Regions from separate parts of the Homo sapiens genome. Here region 2 is linked to region 1. Evidence: chromatin loops called from intact Hi-C (ENCODE). Cell type or tissue: endothelial cell of umbilical vein. All regions are shown on one strand. Links, peaks and the distances in the headings refer to the core of each region. The heading gives the core; the rest is flanking DNA. Region 1 overlaps CDH19 (cadherin 19). Region 2 has its middle 210 kb from the start of MIR5011.

What was found. Hi-C counts contacts between places; a loop is a spot of excess contacts. Peaks named below come from ENCODE experiments on the same cell type or tissue, not always from the same donor. Only the 100,000 strongest peaks of a DNase experiment are listed, where the experiment ranks them.
Region 2: a loop joins it to region 1, with 19 times the contacts of the local background. A loop is called at or near these places in 10 of 110 quality-filtered maps.

Annotation. Positions count from the first base shown.
Region 1 is chr18:66,551,107-66,569,069 of GRCh38, reverse strand. CDH19 (cadherin 19) reads left to right here. Exons shown (of 12, transcript NM_021153.4): 3 at 360-654; 4 at 14,546-14,665; 5 at 17,812-17,963. Among named protein-coding and RNA genes, the nearest start is that of CDH19, 44 kb to the left of the region's middle. In endothelial cell of umbilical vein, for the core only: a CTCF peak has its summit at 8,756 (motif pointing left); a DNase peak (open chromatin) is centred at 8,779.
Region 2 is chr18:66,868,466-66,876,465 of GRCh38, reverse strand. No RefSeq gene overlaps it. Among named protein-coding and RNA genes, the nearest start is that of MIR5011, 210 kb to the left of the region's middle. In endothelial cell of umbilical vein, for the core only: no CTCF peak of the experiment used is centred there; a DNase peak (open chromatin) is centred at 3,995.

The sequences.
Region 1 (17,963 bases), core at 4,955-12,954:
CCAATCTAGTATAAATATTTGAGAGTATAGTTTTAGTGACTGAGAATTTAATTATAAATAAAAACTGAACCAACTATGTTGTGCATAACTTACAAAAGAAGCTTTATTATCCAATTATTTTTGTTTCTGTTTAGAATAATGAAATGTGTATAGTTCTTTACACTAAATATTCACTCTTCCTTCTCCCTGGTGATAGATTTTAATCTTGATATTAATATTTTGCCTCATTTAATGTAATGTGGAAATAATATAAAATCATTAACTTGGGGAATAATTAACATACATAAAAAGAAAATCTTGATTTTGATTTGTCCATTTCAGATGTTTGGAAACTAAATGATCCCTCTTTCCATTTGCAGCTAAGATCTGATTTAGACAATGGAAACAATTCTTTCCAGTACAAGCTTTTGGGAGCTGGAGCTGGAAGTACTTTTATCATTGATGAAAGAACAGGTGACATATATGCCATACAGAAGCTTGATAGAGAGGAGCGATCCCTCTACATCTTAAGAGCCCAGGTAATAGACATCGCTACTGGAAGGGCTGTGGAACCTGAGTCTGAGTTTGTCATCAAAGTTTCGGATATCAATGACAATGAACCAAAATTCCTAGATGAACCTTATGAGGCCATTGTACCAGAGATGTCTCCAGAAGGTATTGCATATTAATTTACATCAAAGATATATTAACAATGAAGCAGGTTTAAAATTTGAAGGATATGTTTTGGAAGTAGATGATTTAAGGGTCTATACTAGAACTTCCTTCTACAAATATGTTTAAGTAAAATATTTGAAAAATTAGACTATGCATCAAAATTTTGAGAAAAGGGTACTACATATTAATGTTATTAAAATATCTCAGCCTTCACAGGAATAAAAGAAGTTTAGATATGTTTATTTGAGCAATTCGTAAGTTTTTAGACCTTGTTCATTTACTAGGTTCTTAAGTACAAGAATTTCTTTTTCAAAACAAAATATATTTTTGTATCTCATAAAAGCAAATAAGATAATCCTGCAAGATATGCATAAAAATAGGAAAAGTGAATTTATTAGACTCTATTGTATACATCAAAATCATGAAGAAAAAACCACTAAGACAAAACTAAGTGGTTGAACACCTGTGTGTGGCTGTGTTTATTCAAAGATACTTTTCAAAACCCAGTGTTGTTGTTGTTAATATTTTAAATATAATGCATTTAGGAGAGAATGGTTTCCATAAGATATAAGAATTGACTGTCTTGGAAATTAGAAATGTCTTTCCAGTAAAGGGGAAATTGTGATTATGCACAACTTCTCTCAGTTATTCACTCAAAAAATTTTTGTAGCACAATATACTGGAAAGTTTAATTCAAAAATTTACTTAACAGTGACAAATAAATGTGACTTGATAATGGCCATTTTAAATTACGGTAACATGCTTATAACTACTTTACCTCATTACTTGATTCATTAGCCAATGATTCCAAAAATACATATTTCATCATATAATTTTCTGATTCTTGATTTTTAACATTCCAGGTAGGAATTTAAAGATGTATTTCTACATTGTTTGGAACATAGGTCTTTAAATACAGCAGAAACAAATTTGCCTGTGTAATATATATCAAGACAAATTATTATGAGATGTAAATAGCACTTTAAATTACTCTATTTTGGTAGGTAGGCAAAGAAACAGTTCACCTTCCTCATCCCTCCCTCTCCTCCTCCCCCTTCTCCACCTTCTACTCCTTTCCCTTACTGCCCTCCCCTCTGTCTCCTTATTCCCTCTCTTCCTCCTTCCTCCCTCTGCTTCTTGCTTTTCTTCCTCTGCCACTGCTTCTTCTTCTTCTTGCATATATTATGATGTAACATGCTAGGAATCTTCCTTTGAAACTATAGATAAAATTGTAAAGGAGATAAAGGAGTTACCTGCTAATATGAAACACATTTTAGTTATATACAAATAAGAAATAGTTATTTTAATTAAAGGAGGTAATATATGATCATGTATAGTATAAAAGTGTTATGTATGGGTGAGGTATGATGATTATTAATTGTCTGGAGGAAACGGGACATTTTAGGAGGTGATATTTGAGGTGAATTATACAAAGAGGCCATCCATACCACATTCTAGGAAAAAAGAATCCATAGCAGAGTGCTCAGGGCTGTATACATCAATATGGAAGTCATCAACATATAACACGTATGTCAGGCATGGCAATGAATGAGATCCCTTTGGCAGAGAACGTAGCTGGAGAAGAGAAAAGCATCCAGGCTGACTTGACTGTTAAGCAAAAAGCAGTCGGCTGGCAAATTAGAATGAGTGGGATTGGCAAGCGTTGTAGGAAGAAGGGAAAAATATGAGAAAAGATGTTCCAAAAGAAGAAATCCCTCAACCGTGTGTAATGCTGCTGTGAGGCTAAGATTAAGACAGAGTGGTGACTTTTGATTTGGTAAGTTGAAGACCCCTGGTTTTTTGATAAGTACAACAGTTTAATTTGTGCTATTACAGCACACTGAAGACTATTGTATGGCATAAAAGGAAGAATAAGAGGAAGTAATAATGATTTAAGCCAAGTCTAAAAGGTGTTACGCCACAGGGAGAAAATGAAATGTGAGATGCTAGGTAGAAAAAGATGAAGGTCAAGAGGACTTTTTGCTTGTTTATGACTATTCAATTGTTTTTTAAGAAAGGAAATTGAACAGCACTGTTATATACTATGGGGAATGATTCCAGAGAATAATATTATTTGAAGCAAAGTAAAAGGACATAACTTCTAAAACACTGTTCTTGAAAAAAAAAAAAAAAAAGAAAGGGTCATGGAATCCATTGTACTTATAGAAGGGACAGATTATATGTTAACATATTTGTTCATAACCAATCAGTTAATAAACGTTTCTATTTTGTCAGTGAAGCATAATGCGAAGGCAGTAATTGAGAGAGCATGGGTAAAATTTTAGAGAAGAGGAGGTACAATACTGCCATTTTACAGAGTTGGGTAGTGAACCCATGAGAGAATTATTGGTATCATGGTATCAGTGCAGCCCCACTGTAGATGTTCAGAGAGATTGCAAAAGATGGTTTGGTCTGTGCAATATCTAGCAAGCACAAATCTCTTTGTGCATTGCAATTTGAGATAGAGGTACAAATTATCTTTTCAATTTGTGTAATCAATACATACTGTGTGAGTGCCAGTTAGGGTCCAGGCTTTGTATGAAATCATGCAAGAACTAATGAGCACTTTGTGTAACCTTTCCATGAGAGGGAGAGGCCAGCTGAGTGATGGTCAGTTGCTATTAGAAGTGTTATATAATATGGAAATAGGGGAATATTTCTATTGCTTTGCCAAACTTCTAGCAACGGTTTCCTTCTGAAGCATTCCTGCATTTGTGTTGACTGTGAAGTAAATAAATCAATTAATAAAATTATATGTGATTTATCTTTTTTCCTCAATCTCAGTATTAAATTAATGAATACTGCGGGTTTTATTACCTAAATATAACTTCAATTCTTCATTATCTTTCTATATCCACGGCCATTTAAGTTTTTGAATATTGACCTTACTTCCAAATTTCCTAGCCAGCTACTTTATTCTTCAAAAACAACTATTGCAAACATTTTGCTGTTTCTTTTTCTTACATATATTTCTGTTGTATTGAAGTGAACTGCCTATTATTATATTTGAATCTGCACTTGAACTCAGAATTTGGTTTGAATTACTGAAGGGAATCCATATTTCATTATGTCATGAGATAAAATCAAGAAAATTATTAACTTGTTGCTTATTAAACACACATTTCTTTACAAGTAATGATGGGCTTTTACTGACTGCATTTATGTTTGAAATGAAATTAACTTCAAACTAGAACTTTCAAGTAGAGTTGAGATAAAACATTATGCTTTCCCAATTGTCACTTTGGATTTGCAAAGTTACTATTTTTCTGCCATCCAAAAATATAAGATTTATTAGACCACAAGTCATAGAGTGACTGAGATTTGGAAGGATTGAATAAATAAATGAGTGAGTACATGGGTGGACAAAAAAATGCTAAATAAGTGATTAGAATAGTTTAGGATATAAATAGAAGATTTCGGGAGATGTGAAATTCATGGAAATCATTCTGAAATTGTATCTGAATAGCCAGCCTATCAAATATGTAATCTTCCATTTCAGTAATATTTGCTAGTTTTACCTAAAACCTTATAATGTCAAAAAAAAAAAAAAGAAGGGGCATTTAAAATACGTGTAGTATACTACTTAATAAGCAATTAAACCAAAGCAGAGTCGGGTAACTTATCTTCTGCAAATCAGCACAAAATCCTGCTAAAAGTGAAACATGCTTTAGCCAGTCACATTACGTGGAAAACAACCATAATAAATAGATATTGATATTGTACACATTATGAATGATCATTAGTGTTAATAGACTTTGTTTATATGTCTGTGTATGTGCAAATGCAAAAGGAAAATTTAAAATCTGACTTCCTTAAAATTTAGTTTCACATATTTCTGCCTAATAAAAGCAAGGAGAATATATTGTCTAGTAAAAAGACTATCCACTCTCTTTGGAGCTTTTCCAAATAAATATCCTCCACCAAATTTTTCATATCTGTAGTCACTGAGGGCATCATTTTTAATATTATCAAGTGTCCAACATTCCTTCCACTTGCAATAACCATTTCCTTTTATTTTCAAAACCAGATGCTTTTGAAAATGAATGGGGATAACTAGTGAGTAAGACTCTGTTTACCTTACTATTTAAGGAAGCTTATTTTGGCATTTCAGATTTTAAATTCAAATATAATATGTTATAATGATCTCTGTAATTATTATGCAATATTTTAAGTTGCATTTTTTGGAAAAGCATATAGAAAATTTAATATTCTTCATCAACAATATGGTACAATATGTCATAAAGGAGAGCTTTTATAGAAATATTAAATTCACCTTAAGCTTTGTATGGAAAATCTATACAAATTTAATTTCAGTTAATACTCAGGAAAATAAAAAATCATGAATTTTCAAAATTTATCACATTTGTGAATTAGATTCTATAAATCTCTTGCCTTTGGGAACATGAGTTGAACATGACTGAGACTGGGATGAATTTCTCTTCTTATTCTTCTAAATATAATATTGTTTGATTTATTAAACACAGTCTAATTTGTTTTACTTAAATTCCATTATCTCAGATTATAAAAAGTAGAGGTGTCAAAAATGCAGCACAAAAATAATAAAAATGACCTAGTTTTTAGGTGACTATGGACAGAAAAATAAAAAATTTGAAGAACACTTTGCCCAGTTAAGATGACAAGTGAGAAAATATTATCTGTTTCCTGAGTTTCACTTCGAGACTTTAGGTTGTAGAGTAATTGCAGCTCAAGTATAAATGCAGCAAGAATGGGTCAGTCAGTACTGGTAGAAAAATAATTATCCTTGTACTAATAAAATAAGTTCCCAATGTGAAGGAGTGAGCAGATATACCTATACAACTCTTATGTCATGTATTTGATCATTTGATCACCTCATTCATCTTAATCCTGTTTTATTGTTGCAGAAATTACATATGCAGAGTGTGGATCACTATAATATTATTTGATCTGTATAACATTGAAGTTGACAATTATACAACCCAACATCTCAATAAATTTGTTTCAGATTAATCAAAGTATACTTGTACTAAAACTGGATGTAAAAATAGCTTTTCCATTAAATTTATATCTACATTGTAAGAAAAGAACAGTTAATCTCCTTACTATTGAATTCAAAATGAATAAAATATAACATTCTAAAGTAAATGTCATTTTGAAATCTACAGCTGGAATCTTGGCATTCAAACACTATAGCATACTGTGGCACCTGTACTTTAGTATTCCATAATAAATGTAAGCTTTAATTATAAAATGCCCTCGCCACAGGTTGCTAATTTCTCTATTGCTTACATAATATCTAAATTAGTCTGCATAGGAAAATTTTTCACTTTTTATGATTTTTTGTTTATATGCTTCCCATAATCACCAGTGGATAAAGCATTCTATGTGACACAGGAAAGAACATCATTTAATAAAGTTGTAAGCCATGTTAAACATCTGCATGAGAATAGTTTCATCCTCTGCATAACTCCTGGTTAATAATAAAATTTACATAACTCAACAGAGACAGAGTTACACTACCTTTACCTCAGGTTTTACTCAGTGATGGCAGAATACATCTGATGTTTGGATAAATTATTATTGATGCTTTCATTAATGCTCTCAATCTTTAAAATTTCTATGTAGTTTTATACAGGTTAGCACCTTTAAACATTACAAGAATGCTTCATTTCACACACACAACAAATATATTATCTTCTGTTAAGATACTATTATCACACTAAAATTTTCTGTCATAAAAATGAAAAATATATCAGTAAATGCAATTTCCAGAGATGACCAAACTAACGTTTTCCTTTCAAGCACGTGGTACAAGTGTACATCCTGTGTCACCTATGTCAGGGGTTCCCAACAACCAGGCCACAGACTGGTGCTTGTCTGTGGCCTCTTAGGAACCGGGCTGCACAGCAGGAGGTGAGCAGCAGGCAAAAGAGCTAAGCCTCATTTGTATTTACAGCCGCTCCTCATGGTTTGCATTACCACCTGAGCTCCGCCTCCTGTCAGATCAGTGGCGGGATTAGATTTTCATAGGATTGCAAACCCTATTGTGAACTGCACATGTGAGGAATCTAGGTTGCATGTTCCTTATGAAAATCTAATGCTTAATAATCTGTCACTGTCTCCCATCACTGCCAGGTGGGACTATCTAGTTGCAGGAAACCAAGCTCAGGGCTCCCACTGATTCCTCATTATGGTGAGTTGTGTAGTTATTTTATTATATATTACAATGTAGTAATAGTAGAAATAAAGTGCACAATAACTGTAATGCGCTTTAATCATCCCCAGACCATCCCCATGCCCACTCCCCACCCTGACCATGGAAAAATTGTCTTCCACGAAACTGGTCCCTGGTGCCAAAGAAGTTAAGGACCACTGACCTATGTTACAATAAGTTTCTGCAAAGAATGTGATTGATAAAATAAGCAAAGTCAAATATTGTGTTGAACTTATTTTTATAAAGACCTTTTGCTATGAAAAGTTGCCAAGATTTGGAAACTAGCTAGAAAGACATAATTAATATTTTAAATTTGCAATTATGAAAAGTCTCTCCAGAGTAATGCAAACAATGTCAACTGTCCACACAATAATGGAACCCAAGATTACATTAGTAATTATATTTGTATGTTTATTATCAGAATAAGTGAACTGATAAGCTACTCTAATTAAAGTATGATTCTAAGAGAATTTTTTTTTCTAAGCACACTTTTGTTCACTTAGAATGGATACAAACTACAAGTCATTTTGATTCTTTGCATTTCCAAATACCACTGGCACCTCTGATCCAGCCACAGTGACCCCACTCAGGTATGCATGCTGAACTTTGGACCCTTCGGTCCCCCAAAAAGCATTTTTTCACTCTCTGTTTACATTCCTTGCTAATTTGATTTCAAGGATCTCATTAATTTAAACTTTTCAGAGTTCCCATCATTTGGTAGTTACCCAATTCTGCTTACTGGATGGTGTATTGCAGGGAATAATAGGACTTAAGGCTGTGGCAATTCAATATACACAACTCGTGCTACGTTATTTTCATTTTGTGTGCTATCCTGGTGGCCACTTTATATTGTCACTGTTGTTTTAAGGTAGATTGAGTGACCAGATCTTCAGTTTTACCCAGGACAGTTCTGCTTTACTTCTATGTTTCTGTCATCATGTCCTAGAAGCATTTGTCCCAGATTTTCTGTTTTACAAAATGACTATTATTAAGTCATTAAAATAAGCCAGAGTGAATTTTTCAAACATTTACTTTGTACTTGTAGCTTCTTCCATGGAGTGTGAGAAACAGTCTGTCAGACAAATGAGCAATAAATAGACTTCTCTTAAGATATAGTTAAATCTGAAAGAGGACAAGGGATAACCCAAAGGCACTGTATGATAAAATAGTTAAACTAAGAAACTCATTAAATGATGTAAATACTTATGAAGAATATTCTTCTGGTGCTATATTTAATGTTAAAATCTTCTCTAAAAAAGATTTTATTAATGTTCATATATATTATTTGTCTTTTGTTAGAAATACCTATTTCCAGTATAAAATGTAGAATTTAATTTTTGATCCACCAATGGAGTAAGACCCACTTTGCAAGTATTAATGCTATCATAATAAAATGTTCATCAAATGAATGAAGAGAGACTAAAGAGGTTAGGTATATATGACCTGTACCATGCTTCATGTTCTTATCAGATAATGCACCCTAAATATGCTACCCTTCTTCAGTAGAGTAAGAACAACCAATCCAGGCTGGGAAGAGTAATAAAAAATATGTTTAACAAATTGAAAAAGAGATTTGGGCTTTGAGAAAAATATCAAATTCCCCAGGACTAAATATATGTTTTCCATAAATATTATATACATATATTTGCCCTGATTCTGAAATTTTTGCTTTTCCCCCTCTATTTTTCTTTTTTTCTGAAAGTTTTATTGTTCTAATATTTATATTCTTATTTTTCTTATTATTTACCTTTCACATTTGGATCTACAGTCTGTTTTAAGCTGATATTTGTGAAAGGTGTAAAGCAGGTGCCAAATTTTATATCACAAAATTGGTGTTAGATAGATGGACAGATAAATGGAGATATCAAGCTGACCTTGCAGAATTTACTGAAAAGTTTCCCTGATGTTCAGCTCTGCCACCTTCTGGTGAAGGGGTTCTCTAAATTTGTGTAATCTTATCTCTGATTCTCTAGTTGGCTCTACCAGCTATTCATTGCTCCAGGGCAAATATTATTGTCTGAACTACTGTAGTTTTGTCCTAGGCGTTTGCTCGTTATTAGTGCAACTACTGTAGGTATTCTTCTTCAATAAAATTGCCTTGCGGAAGTTGCAGTGTTCAGAGACCACGCCATTGCACTCCAACCTGGGCGACAGAGTGAGACTTCCTCTCAAAAAAACAAAAACAAAACAAAAGAAACAAACAAACAAAAAATGCCTGGACCATACTTGGTCCTTGTTTTTCCATACAAATTTTACTTATTTTTTAATTGTCTTTCCAAGTTAACCATTTATACAGTCCACTAGGATTTTGATTGAGCTAGCTTTTAAGCTGTGTATTTTTTTATTTTTAAGTAGTCATCTAATTCCTAAATCCAGTATTTTCATCTATTTACTTATATCATTAATTTATCTTTAGTTGTTTTGCAGAGGTTACAGTTTTTGTTTAGATATTCCTGAATATTTTATTTCTTTTCATATATATTATATATTTAACTAAAATAGGTTTCATGAATATATATATGCCAGAGTATATACATATATATATTCATATATTAAAAAATGCACTTTTATATAACATTTGTGTCCCTGTTGACTTGCTAAATTTATGAATTTAATGTTTTTCTGTAACTATATGCATATTTTGAGTTTCTAGCAGAAAATATTATTAACTTTAATTATTTAGTTTTATTTATTCTTTTCCAATATTTATTTATCTACCTGTCTATAAATGCGTTATAACTGCATGGTATTGCCTCATTGCATTGTCTAGGAAGTTCAGTACAATGCCGAAAAAAATAATAGTGACAGAAAAACATTTTTTTCTTTTTATTATTGCAGAGGAAAAGTTTTAACTCTTCACAATTAAATATAATTACTGTCAAGGCTTAAAAGCATTCATTATCAGATTCAGAAAGTTTCCTTTTATTCTTAATTTTTAAAAAGTTTTTATTGCAAATGTAAGTTGATTTTTAGATGTACTTTGTTTTTTTTATTTTTCTCCTTTATATAAAAAAATTGAAATATATTTTCCATGGAAATACAATTTTAAAAGTTTCAAGAGGTTACAGATATGGCCTGTGTAAACAATGGTCCTTATGTAGAATAGTAGCCATAATATTTTAGAACACAACAGCAATTCATAGTGATGAGTGGGTTGTTTTTAGGAAATGGGATGACCGGGGATGGGAGCCGCATTTCTCATAAACCTCTTCGGAGTGATTCTGACAGTAAACAATAATCAGGACATGAACGGAAGTAATTACATAAGCCTAGAAATCCTCCAGTACTTGAAAAGAGCATTGTGGTGGTATTCACTATGACTCAAACATGACACAGTTCTGATATTACAGACAAATGCTGAAATACTTACATATGTTCTTATAAAAAATTATGTAGGAATTAAACATTCGTTGTCTAAACCAACAAGTGTTAGTTAACCTATATTTAACTAGGAAAGGGGCACTATAAGACAATTGATCATTTCCACTGAAAGACACTTTATTGGTTTCATAGTAATATTTTCAATTTTATGTGGACGATAAAACTAATTCCTAACTACAGGTGAATGTACAAATTGATTTGCTTACAAATAACAAGTCTTTATAAAAATATAAATATTTACAATTGTGTTAAATATTTTTGTATTGCTGTCTGCTTTTATATTTAATTATTATTGTGATCTCTTTATGTTACTTGACTATTTCTTGAGGATTTCTGCCGAATACAAGTTACTCATTAGGAAAACATACAGGCTTAATTCTCTTTAAAAACATAGAAACAATCCAAGAGGATTTAAAATTGCTTAAACTGTGTTTTATAAATCATGGTGTCAATAATAACTGAAAGAGGGAAAAGAAAGTAGAAAACAACTAAATAAAATAAACAAAGATAATTAGGGTCCTGTAAAAATCGAGCATTGCTAAGATTCATCTAAATTTTACAGCCAACATTTCCAAGGCATGAATAAAAATTAAGAGAAAAACTACAAGCACTAAATATTTGGAAATACTGCTGCATATTTTTGCCCTCTTAAATATATATATTATATATATATATATATGAGATAAAGATATATGATTAGATACAGATACATGTCTGTCGCCCAGGCTGGAGTGCAATGGCGCTATGTCTGAACACTGCAACCTCTGCAAGGCAATTTTATTGAAGAAAAATACCTACAGGAGTTGCACTAATAAGGAGCAAACGCCTAGGACAAAACTACAGTAGTTCAGACAAGAATATTTGCCCTGGAGCAATGAATAGCTAGTGGAGCCAACTAGAGAATCAGAGATAAGATTATACAAATATAGGGAACCCCTTCATGAGAAGGTGGCAGAGCTGAACATCAGGGAACCTTTTCAGTAAATGTAAAACACACATTTACTGAAAATATATGTGTGTATATATACATGTATATATACACATATGTAAATACACCATACTTAGATCTACCTGTATACATATATGCCTATATATACACATAAACATCTTCTCACACACAAAAAATGTAAGGAGTGAATCACTTAATACTCATTGATAGTCCTTACCAAAAAGTAAGCATTTCTAAAACATTGTTGAATTACACCAATTCTATAGCCTTGGTTCTTTTAAAATGCCACAAGTGTCATAAGAAAGAATAACAAATATTTCCCCAGAAATTAAAATCCCCATCAAATTCATGTGTGAGTGGTATTCTGAATATTTATAATATCACAGATTTTTTCCACTAAAATTTCTAAGAATTTGACCTTTTAGATTTTCTACACACTCAGGGAAATTATTTTGTGTAATCTATTAACAGAATACATTAGATTCTCCACTTAGTAGACAACAGGAGAAAAACACTGAAGAAGTAACTTTTGGTTACAAGTAAATGAAGCATCAGTAAAAAATGTTCACCTGCTCTGGCATGTCACTACCTCTTTGCTTTCTATGGGTGTGATCAAGAGGAGACCTGAGAGAACAGGTGTACAGTAGGTTACTGAGCAGGCACAATAATCCAGGTGTGTGTAAGGAGTACACACTGGTATCAGATACAAAGGGAAATCAAGAGAAATGAGAGTTGTTTCCATGTCTTTGCTATTGTGAATAAGTCTGCAGTGAACATGGGAATGCAGATATCTTTACTAGTGGTGTATTTCATTTTCTTTAAATAAATACCCAGTAGTGGGATTGCTGGGTCATATAGTAGTTTTATAGTTAATTTCTTTAGGAACCTCCATATTGTTTTCCATAATGGCTACATGAATCTACATTCCCACCTACAGTGCACGTGTTCCCTTTTCTCTATACTCTCACCAACACTTGCCTTCTCTTGTCTTTTTAATAATAGACATCCTAACAAGTGTGAAGTGATATTTCATAGTAGTTTTTATTTGCATTTTCATGATGATTAGTGATGTTGAGAACCCATTCATATAACCATTGGCCATTTATTTGTGTGTGTCTTCGTTGGAGAAATATCTATTCAGGTTCTTTGCCAATTATTTAATCTGATTATTTGGCTTTTTGCTATTGAGTTGTATGAGTTCTCTTAAATAAATCCCTTATCAGATAGAGGAATAAAGAAAGAAACTGTGTCATATATTTACAGTGGAATATTATTAAGTCTCATCAAAGAAGAAAATCTTACCATTTGCCACAACATGGATGAGCCTGGGGGACATTATGCTAAGTGAAATAAGCCAGACACAGAATAAAAATATTGCATGATCTTATTTATATGTGGAATCTAAAAAAAGTTCAATATAGAAAGATAGAGAATAAAATAATGTGTCGGGGATATGAAGAGGGAGGAAATGGAGGTATGTAAGTCAAAGAATACAAAGTATCAGATAAGTAAGATAAACAAATCTAGAGATCTAATGTACAACATGAGGACTATAGTTAATAATATTGTATTATATTTGAGATTTGTGATGAGTGAGTAGATTTTACTTGCTCTTTCCATGCACACACAAAAATGGGTAACTTTGTGAGATGATAGATATAATTTGCTTTACTATAGTAATCATGTTACTATCTATATGCATAACATGTTGCATACCTTAAATATATATAATAAAATTTATTTTATAGAAAAAGCATGCTAAAAAAACTGGACTGGAAAAAAGAACCTAACTGTATGACATATTTCTATCATCAAAGTGTGAGGTCACCTTTTGTGAGTCATTGCATTTTCTGGACTTCTTGGTTCTCATTTGTATAGTACTAGCTTAGGGGCTCTAAAGACTGATATTACTAAAATTTATTTCAGTCAACTCTGAAAATGGTATGATTTTGATGATTGTATCTGAAGCCAAAGATAGGAAATATAATTCTAGAAACCAGGGATGGGAACCCCTTATGGAAAGAAATGATAGAGAATTATAATGAGGAAATGTGGGATAAGTAAGTGGATCGGTGCATAGAAGGATAGTTAAAGGAACAAGTCTTGCGCAATATGGATCAATGAAAGTGATGGTCCCTGTTAACTATTTTGTTGGAAAAACTTTCACAAATTACTAAATAAATTCACTTTAAAACATCTGAAACTAGTAAGTGTCTACACATTGAGTGGTTATTCAATAAGTTTTGGAAAAGAGAGGCAAAAAGTTTTCCTGATTCATTTTGAATCAGGTAAAAGTATTACCCATAAAATTATGTGAATAAGAAGAAATTCTACTTCAATAGAATATGCTGTATGATATTAAAACAAATGTTAAATAGCATTATAAAAATATTAAGACAAAAGAGCAAAGAATATGTACTATTTAGGGCCACAGCAAAAGTTTCATGTTAGTGAAGTATAGAATGGATTCCTATTAGAGTGTATCAGTTTATAAAATTGGGCTACGATGAGAAAATTCATGATGCTAGTTGTAAACAAAACCACAGAAGCTATTTGATTTTGTGTCATTCGTGTTGCTATTCTTATTGACACAGTAAACAGTGTTTCAACAAATACATATTTCAAATAAGATCCATAACATTCAATTCCATGTTTACAGAAAGATACTTTGAAAACTCAATATTTTTGAATAAATATTTTAAAAATCTGAGCACTAATTTTAAATGTATACATAATTATTCCATATGATTTTATTTCTTGTTACTGAATTTTAATGAGAATGCTTATGTTATCAATATCTGCAAGATTTTACTTTGCTTTTTAAAAAATTCATCAAAGGAAGTAGGTATATTAGAGAAGAGAATTAAAGGAGCTGAATAATTATGCCCATCCTTATCCTCAACTGGATACTCTTTCAAGCTCAATTCAATAATCTTTGTAAATATTTATCAACCTTCTCCACTTTGTTTAAGGTACAGGCTACACTATAATTTTTGGTGAAAAGCATTTCCAAGTTCCTTTTAATTTCTCCACTAATAATACACCTTGGAAAAGTTTATGATTTATAAATTATACATTACAATGAATTGTTTAATAGCTACATCTTATTAGGCCATCAATCTACATGTTTAAAATTCCATATTGCATACAGGAATTAGGAATATTTTGTATTAAAAGTTATATTCTTTTGCCTGAAAAAAATAAAAAACAACAAAAAAATACATTACTTTTACAATTAAGAACAAGGAGGTGAATTGAGCTTTCATTTTGTAACAACATCTTGCTTGGTAAAGAAAGACCGCTTCACAGAACTGAATTCATCCTGAATAAAACCACAATCTTAATTTCCTGTATTATGTTCTCTTTAGGAACATTAGTTATCCAGGTGACAGCAAGTGATGCTGACGATCCCTCAAGTGGTAATAATGCTCGTCTCCTCTACAGCTTACTTCAAGGCCAGCCATATTTTTCTGTTGAACCAACAACAGGTATTTGTGAATGAAACAAGCAAAGTTTAACATGATTCTAAAGAAGGCAATTGTCAGCAAAAATTATCTGCTTAGAAACATGTTTTACAGTAGTCCTGATATGTCAATAAGCAAAAAGATTGCAATTCCTAAGCATTTAATTACTTTTAGTCTTTTAGCTGATACTTCTAGGAGACTGGATTTTTCATGTCCATAGCACAAATTACTTATGTATGTGGTTTAAATCATATGTAAAGATTCTTTTAAATGAATTAGAAAAAGAGACCAGCAACCCAATTTAAAAATATAGGGAAAAAACATTTATAAGCAATTGACAAAGAACAATATACAGAAAGCCAGTAAGCATATTAAAAATGCTCAGCCTCATTAGTCATCAGGGAATACAAACTAAAACCACAATGAAATACAGCTGCATAACCCTGCAGAATGACTGAGATTAAGTCTGAGTATAAGGCTAAGCGTACACATTGATATGAGACATTCACCTAAAAATAATTCTGTATTTTACAGATTTCTGATTTACATGAATACAATATTTGATTCTTTTTGTAATATTGCTCTACCAATCTGCATTAATCAATTGAATATAAAATAAGTAGAACACAGTTTTCTCTTTTCTTTAAACAATCATATGACCCTAATTCATTAAACAAAAATTAATTTTTGTGTTTTAAACAAAGATTAGGCCCATGTAATTTTTTTTCCTTTAGAAGATTATAGTCTCCACTGAAAAAATATATATATATAACTAATCACCCAAGAACGTGAGAAGTGCCAAAGAAGTAAAATTCTATGGTTTTTAATACAAGGAAAATACTATTTCCAGCTTATATCAAAACCCTTAAAGAATTAAAGTATTGTGTTGGATCTTTAAACATTTCTTATTTATTCATTCAGCAAATATTGAATGTCTCAGCCTTTTTCAATTAGGGTTTCTTGAGAGAGTCAGATTCTAAAAAATATTATTTGAGTACCTATGTTCTTAATTCTCTCAGGAATGTACATGGCCTTTATTTTTTCAAATGTATGGAAGAAAAATTATTTTATTATATGCAATGAATGCCTCAAAACATTAGACTTTAATTCCCTCACACATTCAGGTCTAGAAAGGCTGAATATGTACCAAATGTTATACAACTTGCTAGATTTATAAAGGTACAAATTGCAAAATTTAAAACAATACATAATAGTAACAAAAACAAGATATAATAATGGACTCTTCTTTCTTGGAACTTACAGATAGATATTAAACATGAATAGTAATACACACATACATTCCACTGTAGGTACTTATGAAGTAAAACCAAAAAGTTTCAGTGGGAGAAAACAAGTCAGGTTGACTTTATGTTGTGTGGTCAAGGCAGAATACACGGAAATCAGAAAGTTTAGCTGAGTCTGTAGACAAGGAAGGGAGAGTGGAAGATGATTTCAGGGCATGGGAAAAATTAGGGAAATTCCTGAGGTGGGAAAGAGTTGAAACTCTTAGAATAACTGAACACCAGTGTGGAGAAATGCAGAAGAGAGAAGAAAGGGAGGTGTCTAGAGTACAAACCCATGCTGGGTCATACCAGGCCTTCGTGACCATGTTTTCTTTCCACCCCCAGCCCCTACCCTGCACACTGACTTTTTAACTATACTGAGCAGGTTAGCTAAACTATTACTTGCATTGCTGGAGAAGCGTTGGTATGGACAACGACAAACATGGATTAAATTACTGAAAGCATAAGTTCTGAAGTGCATAAGATCCAGAAATACATATCCTTTATTCAGTCAAAAGGCTGAGAGGAAAAGTTGAAAGCAAAGTAGGCACAGTTAATGGGGAACAAAGACTCCTAGGTCCCTCTCCCCTGAGTCACATACAGGGAGACGCTAGCAGCACTTGTGCAACATATTGAATGCTTTCCATTGGATTCAAATAATTGATTACATGTGTGAAACACTTTAGTCCGCAACTAAAATCCCCTCATGTTATGGTCTAATTTATCTTTTAAAAGTTCATATAACAATTCTTTAAAAAATTATATTATATTAAATTTAGTCCAATAAATCAAAAATACTACCATTTCAACAAATAATACAAAACTATGGAGATAGTTCACATTTTTTGTTCTCAGTCTTTGAAATCAGGTGTGCATTTTATACTCATATGTCATTTTTTTCACAAGTTTATTGTATTCTTTAATTTACTTTTATTTTAGGTTCAGGGCGTAAATGTGCAAGTTTATTACATGGGTAAATTCTGTGATGCTGAGGTTTGGGGTACTAATGATCCCGTCACACACAGGTAGTGAGCATGCTACCCAATCAGAAGTTTTTCAACTATCTCCCCCACTCCCTCCTTCCCCTCTCTAGTAGTCCTGAGTGTCTATTGTTTCCATCTTTATGTTCATTAATATCACAATTTTTAATGAATATTTTGCCCTTGATATATTTGGGTATTGGGTATTATTTATTTTTTGTGACTGTTTATGTGTTCCCCAAATCTTTAGAAATGTTGAGTCCTCTCTTATGAACCTGTCTTAAGATTTTCTTAGGTTCTTTTCAGTGATAGTTAATAAATGTATATTAAATAATTTTATAGAATTTAAGCATTTATTGCAATATTTATCATTAATTATCTTGAGTTTGAATATATTATATATGTGTATACACACACACATAAAATAACTGGGTCAACAACCAGGTCTTCTTCAGATCTCATAATTCTAAGTAGACTTCAAAATAATAAGGGCATGACATTTATTTCATAAATTTGGTATTATAATTTACAAATCTATCAATAATATACTAACTTCAGAGTTTCGGGGACAAAGTTAACTGTAGCAAGCCGATATTATGTTAGAAGAGATAGCAGAAAATAGGTTAAAGTAAAAACAAGACATTCTTTTTTTTCTACCTGTGGATTATCTTAACATAGTATTTTATTAAGGGCCTACCAGTGTTCCTAATATTGTGATGATCACTCTAGACTCTAGGCAGTGTTGATGTTTAATTTATTTTTTATTATTTTTCTCTAGTGAAGTCTCTGTCACATTGCAGTGGTTCAACATATAGCAAAATAATGTATACTGCAATGGTTAAGAAATTAACTAGAACTTTGTCATGATTAATAATGAAATAATTGGAATTTTATTATATTTTTAAAGGAGTCATAAGAATATCTTCTAAAATGGATAGAGAACTGCAAGATGAGTATTGGGTAATCATTCAAGCCAAGGACATGATTGGTCAGCCAGGAGCGTTGTCTGGAACAACAAGTGTATTAATTAAACTTTCAGATGTTAATGACAATAAGCCT
Region 2 (8,000 bases), core at 1-8,000, 310 kb before region 1:
TTGTTTTAATTAATGTATCCCTGGTCAGAGTAAACAAAAGTGGTACTCTGATATAGAAAATAATTGGCTAAAAGTAGAAACAAATACTAGATTATAGAGATGGTTTTCACTGGGCATAAATCAAATAATAAAATCAAAATATTTTTAACAGTCACATCTATTTATCAAAATCTGAACCTTCAAACTGATGAATTTTATGTTGGTCTATTAAACAGTGCACATTCTCTAAAATATATACCGTATGTAAAAACACACTACTTTGTCAAGTAATTTTTGCACATTTTTAAAAACACCTAAGCCTCATACTGACAAAAATTAGGGATTGCCATATATGAGTTAATGATACAGTCATAATTTTACCTAATACCATTTTATTACAATAATTATCCAAAAGGAATAAAAATGGATTAAAAATATACATTTGTTATTTTACTTAAGAATATAATATGTTGGCCGGGCGCGGTGGCTCACGCCTGTAATCCCAGCACTTTGGGAGGCCGAGGCGGGCGGATCACGAGGTCAGGAGATCGAGACCATCCCGGCTAAAATGGTGAAACCCCGTCTCTACTAAAAATACAAAAAATTAGCCGGGCGTAGTGGCGGGCGCCTGTAGTCCCAGCTACTTGGGAGGCTGAGGCGGGAGAATGGCGTGAACCCGGGAGGCGGAGCTTGCAGTGAGCCGAGATCCCGCCACTGCACTCCAGCCTGGGCGACAGAGCGAGACTCCGTCTCAAAAAAAAAAAAAAAAAAAAAAAAAAGAATATAATATGTTATTAAGACCAATGACTCTTAAATTTTAGGAGAAAGCATGGTTAGTATAATAAAGTTATTTTTGTAATATATATATTTACTATATCACATAACAAGTAGATTAAGGTGCAGTTGCAGAGTTGATTAGTCCACATCTCAGCATCATCATCAAAGACCCAGACCTCATGCTGTTTATTTGTACATCCACTCTAAGCACCTTGGTGGAAGCTTGTATCCCAGGATGGCTACAGCAGCTTAGGCATGGCCTCCTCATGAAACAACACCCAGAGTCCATTTCTCAAATGTTTTTGTTCATATTATGTTAGACTATTTAACATTTACCCCGTAAAAGTAAAGATGGGGCCAACCTTCCCCAATACACAAGTAAGAACATGTAAACCTGAACACAGCCATGGTTGTGTCACCATGAAAAAAAAAAAAAGGCGAAGCTTTGTTGACATAGCCAGTGCCTAGAACAAACACGAGATAATTGGAAACAACATCAAAGATCATTTTGTCCTATCCTGGTATTTTAATTTCAGTAGGTATTTTATATCTGTGTATGTTTTGAGTTCTTACTTTTATAACATTTCTAAGTTTTATTAAAGTTAATGAATTATTGGGATCAAATGACTTGTATAGCACAGTGCTTTTCTCAAGAAAAAGCTTATTGTGCAGACTAGCAGAATTGAAACAGGAGCATATTGATTTTTGCATTTGTAACATTAAGTTCATACTCTTCAAAACAAATAGACTATTGGCTAAACATCCTCATTATTTTGATACCATTTTGACTAAGGCTGTATCCTTACATATGCTTATGTATATACTTACATATATGCTTAATTTATATAAACATTATACACATATGTGTATATGTACATGTATATATATGTGCTTATGTATATGCTTAATGTATGTAAATGCTGTGTAGTCATTCAGGAAAATGAAAATAACAAAAATTTAAATATTCTTAATTGTTTTCTAAGTAAAGTATCATATCAAATATAGAAAATATTAAATCAGCTGTAATATAACTTTGAATACTAGCCTCTGTTAGCACTTTCAAATTCAGCACAGTCATTAGATCTTGTGTAAGATTTAGAGGCTGGGGTAGCTTTAGAGTGAACAGGACAGAATGGACACAGAGGCCTGCCCTGCATAAAGTTTCCAGGTTAGGCCACAGGAGAGTCCTCACACAGCCTCCCACAGTCACTTACACTACACTGTGGAATTAGAATCATACAAAGTCAGAAACATATTTTAGTCTAATTGTAAGAAGTTAAATGAAAACAAAATGTTAATTAATTGAATAAACACATTAATTCAATGAACTACAGTATGATTTTAATGGAAATGAAACAATGTATTCTTCTAAAGCGTGTATCCATTAATCATATAATTATCTACAACATTCTGTGAGGTACTTATCCTTGAAGGAAACTGAGGTTTTAGGGAACGTGCCCGATGTTGCGCTTAATTTTGAGAGCTTAGATGTGATCCCAAGTGATTTGGAAACTGACCTTGAACAATATTTGCTCATCTGTCCTCTCAGTTTCTTCTCAGAACATGTTTGCAATAATTTCTGGAATGTTTGAGTACCTAGCATCAGAAGTAAATATAATTATTAGCTACTGTCATCTGTAAGAGAGATAGCTGGCAGATTGTGTTTGCAAAGATGTGGGAGTCATGGGCAGGCTTGCGGAAAAACAGCTGACAGAGGAATTAGAAAAACAAAATCCATGTCAATGATTGAAAAATATGATTTAGGTAGTATCCATCCACTTCAGAATTACCAAAGATACTTACTAAAAATCCACAACACTGAACTATACCCTGGACTACTGAATTTATATGGAAATCTCTCACTTTTATTAAAAAAAGAGCTCCTCCAGCTGATTGAAACCTCCACAATATTTGAGGATTGCTTTTATATTTACTTTGCTGGTTTATCTATGCCTAGTTTTATGACCAAATTCTAAAAAATGTGGCATCAGCTCTACTTCACCTGGGAGCTGTATGATTTGAAACAAAATTACCTACATCAGTTTAGGGAAAAAGAAATAGTCCAGACACCATTGCTACCCCAGGTTACTACTGTTACTAGCTTTTCCTCACTAAGGCCAATATTCCAGCGCTCACTGCCCATTCTCTTCATTTTCTAAGCCCCAATCAGATTATTGGAAAGAAAGAAAGGCTGGGGGCAAGATGAAATATAAGGGCTGGCATTACATATTTCTAGTAGATCCATCTTCAAGTCTAAGGTAAGGGAAAAAAAATCTGAGAAACTTGAACAGGCCTTATAAAAAGAAGGGATGTGTTTATGAAATACTGAAGACAATGTAACTTTTAATTACATTGGATTTTGTTGCAACCTGTACCTGATTGGTTTTTGCTGCTGTGGCCATTTTTTTATTTTAGAGATGGGATCTCACATGTTGCTCAGGCTAGAGTGTTGTGGCCATTCATAGGAGACATCAAAGCACCTCAAACTCCTGACCTCAAGCGATACACCCGCCTCAGCCTCCTGAGTAACTGGGAATACAGGTGTGGATTAATGAGTTTTTTTTTTTTCAGGTGCCATTAAACTGGACAACATACCTACGAAATTACACATCAAAGCATTTCAAAAATAATATATAATTCAAATAAATTAAAGTCATATTGAACTAGTAGCCATAGATGTTTAAGTAGTCATGAGGGCCAATATAGTGCCATGCTTAGGTCTATAATGTATGTTTTGAATAAAGGATTTATTTGAAATATTTGCTGAGGGCCTTTTTAATGTGTAAATTTCATACAATACAAACTTGTGATTTTAGTTATTGTTTAATAATTGAATAATCCTTCTGATTTCCTGAACACTTTTTAGGACAGCATAATAAAAAATAAATTTTCATGGTAATTATTTTTGAACTATAATAGGTAAGACAAAGATGACATTATCAGAAGATAATTATCCTTCTGACATAATCAGATGATAGTATGAGTAGAAATAGAAGAGCTAGATAAACACTTTCTAAAAAGTTCAGATATCAAATCCTGGCTCAAGTTCACAATACTCATGTGATTTTTTTTGTTCCTCTGAGTCCTTCTCTACTTTCTTGCATTAGACTACATGACCTCAAAGTTCACATTCACTATCATTCTGTGATTCAAAATCGCTATGCTAAAAAGTATGTATATAGTGATTATAGTATACAGAATATATTTATTATTTAATCACTAGATGGCAGTAAATGTGCAACTGTGAGGTGCCTCAAATCTGTTCTGCATACTCAAGGAGGGCTCAAAATGCATGCAAGACAATCACTGTTTGACAGCTTCCTTTCAAAGGTTAGCTGGAAGGAGAATATATCCTATCATAAGAAATCACTACACAGTATAAGGAAAATAAAATGTCATAGCTCAATAATGTAGTAGGAAATATCTTCAAATAGTAATTTAAAATACTTTATCTGAGGTAAACAGTATTGGTGTCTTCCCATTTAAAACTGCGGTGAAGAAAGAAAGAAAGAAAAAACCATAGATCAGAACTTGCAAAAAGTGATGAAAAGGCATATATCTTGCCCACATGAGACATAGGTTTCTGCTTCACACATAGTAAATGATTTTTTTTAAAGTAGATAGCAGAAACTACCAAGAATGCTAAATCCATTTACCAAGTAAAATTGAATTAACACATTGAAAGTAATGGTACAAGGGATCCCATTCCATTACTTTTAATGTGATCATGTCTGTGTATTCCACAGCAATACATTCTTCAGAAATAGAACAAGCTTCCCAGTATATCCACATAATGAATGAGAAAAGGAAATGAGAGTTCTGTCAAGTGAATATCTAATTCCATTTCTTATAAATTCTTCTTGTCAGCAGCCACTTATCACTTAAACCACAGCAATGTAGTCATGATACTTTTGTCCCTCTGTCCATCTAAAGTACATCTGGTGGAAGCGTGATAATTTAATTGTCATTATTGGAAGATTTCAAAAGTGGAATAAATTTTAAAAGCATTTTTAACTATGTGTGTGTGTGTGTGTGTGTATATATATATATATACACATATATATACATATATATATACACACATATATATACATATATACATATATATACATACATATACATATAAATATACATATATACATATATACATATATATACACATATATATATAATGTGTATTTTATACACACACATATATCTTCTGTGACCAAGGTTTGATAATGTTGGTTAAGCATTATCTACAGAGTTAGTTTTTAGACAGTAAACTGCATTTTTCACAACAATTTTGTGTTTGTCTGCAATTTATAGCAAGCAATAAGTTATGTAAGAAAAATGTCACAGTGACATAGAGTCCACTAAGCATATTCAGCTAAAGGACACTGTTGACTTTTGCTGGGTCATGTAAGTTTTAGCATTATAAAAAAGACTTTAGATTTGCTAATTTTGAACCTTAATTAAATATTTGTGTTTGTTCTATTTGCAATTAATTGTATAGGAGAGGAAAAAATTTGTACAGGAGAAGAACAAATCATTCACAAAAATGTCAAAATGATTAACAAATTTTTTTTTTCTAATTAAAAGCAAATAATCTTCCATGTAATTTACCTACCATGGTCTCAGTAGGTTTGAAGGGCATTTTTCAGGCACTATTTCAATGACTCAGTGAGCTTTTTCAACATGCCCTGCCACATTCCCCTAAACATTATCAAAACTTGGTGGATAGAAAAATAGAAAAGAAAAACAAAGAGACTAGTTAACCATGTGGTGAAGATCACCGGCTTTAACATTTAGGCTATACTTAAGTAGTAGTCTATTTTATAAAAATCACTTTATCTCTGTGAGCCTGAATTAAATTTTTGTCTATAAATATGTCCCACAATGATTGTTATGAGATCTAAATGAGGTACTATTTATAAAATGCATTTACAGTACCTAAAACACAGTAACACTAAATAATTAAATCAAGTAATCCAACCACTGCTTCTAAACAGTTTATTCCCTGATTGGAATAGCTAGTGAAAGGTATTTTTTGTACATTATATTGAGTGTCACCAGTAATGGTTATGGAGATAACTTGGAAATACTGTTCTGGGACTCAGACTGTGCCCAGTGAATAAGCAGAATTAATTCTCTGGGGACAGAAACTCGGGATTTTTAATGACCAATAATAAACTAGGCATGAATTTAGCCTGAGGATCAGGATTGTTTAATCTGATTAACCCAGAATCTATTCATTTCCCATGTATTTATCTCGAAGTATTGATTGCTTAAACTAGACCTTTTGATAAATTTTACATATATTAGCTCATTTAATCCTCACAACAACAATATCCATTTTGAGTTGTTATTCTTACTATATCAATTTGCAAGAAAAGAATACAGAGACTAATAACATTTAAGTTATTTGAAACAAGTTATTCTAAAGGTAATTCCATGACAATGACAATTCTGTGAGTTTTTATAATTAAATAATAATGTATTAAATACCAGGAATAGTTATATACCTAGATATATGAGGAAAGGTGTTTTGTTTGTTTGTTTGTTTTGGTAGAGTAAGGAAAAGCTTCCTGGAAGAGGTGATTTATGGCCAAAGATTCAAAAATTAAGTGACAAACCCTGGTGAAGACATTGGGGCATGAGATATAGTGGAAGGTAATAACTTACGAACAAAAAGACAAGAACAAAAAAAAGAATGCTAAAAACAAAGTAAGCCTAAATGAATAAGGTTTGGACAGCAAAGCTGGAACTAGAGAGCGATTGGTAGGAGACTGGGAAAGTAAGGGGACAGATAATGAAGTGTCCTTCAAACACCTTCAGGTGCCATCACTGAGAAGTTAACCGAAAGGTTTTGGATCAACATGGATAAAAGTTTCAGAGAATATATTTGAGACAGAAACACTGTTATGAGGAGGAAAGACATTTCTGGCATGTTGCTAGAGTTCAGATAAACGATCATGAAGTTATAAACTAATACAGAAAAGTAGAAATGGTACAGCAGGTGAAATTTGAGAAATACAATTTAAAAGGAAGAAGGCATAGTCACATATTTAAAGTAGGGATTTAAAGCATGCATATTACCATCAAGCAAGCTAAAGAACAACGTTCACAAAGGTGATAAGACTTCAAATATGAGGTATTTAAGGTATTTGAGGAAAATTCAGTCAAGTTTGTACATTATAATTTGAGTATATATTTCTGAAACCTGAAAACCTGGAGAGAAATCTGAGTTGATATCATACACTTAGAAATCTTCAATGTTCAAGTGATATCAGAAATTGATATTGCTTGAATTTATTGAATGAAAAAATGAAGAGTATCTTAGGGATCAAAATCAGTAGGGTTTTGAAACGCCCTTTTACCAAAGTAGGAAAAAAAAACCATTAAGATGTTCATAACATGAGTTCAAAATTGCAAAAAATAAAAAAAAAATTTGAGAACAGCTTAAGAAGAGATGGAGAGAGCAGAGCTTGCATAGGATTCAGGAAACACAAATAAGGGAGAATAAGTCTGTAACATGGACGTTCAAATATTTTTTGGCCATGGTAGGAAATATTATTTCATGAAGAACTTGAGTTCTATTCAGCATTCTTTATTTTCTAGTATCTGGGAAAACCTAAGTTATTAATTTGCTACATGTATCAATTCAGAAGACTGGAATGGCTACATCCTTGTGTGTTCAGTTACTTATTACCTTTTCTGACTTGATTAGTATAGACTTCTAAATGAGAGGAAAAACAATTGCCTTTCGAGGCCATGTTTTATTAGGATTGTGTATCCAAAACTAGAATGTCTGTTTAAAGACATAGAAGGCTGAACATCATATCCCTGCATAGAGAATCCCTTACTGATAAGATGCAGTTCCACAAATATTAGGAGTGTTGTTTCATAGATTTTATTAAATCATTTTGGAAGTTACAATTTCACAGTGTTGAGGATTTCTGGTTCCCCAGGGAGGACTTCATGCTATATCTTTTTTTTTTTATTTCTACCATTTTTATTTGAAGTTCAAGATGAAATACTTTAATGTTTCTATCAATCATATTTGAAGACTTTTAGATAATGCTATCCAGTTGAACCAACCTTAAATCACAAGGAAATTTTAAAAGTCTTAATGTATTATCCAAACCTAATTTTGATTCCTTGTTTTCTTTCTGAAATTAAGACAATTTTAGAAAGTATTTTTAAATGGATCATTATTTTTCCTACATTTAATATGTAATTGTGATTTTTTCTAATGTATTAAA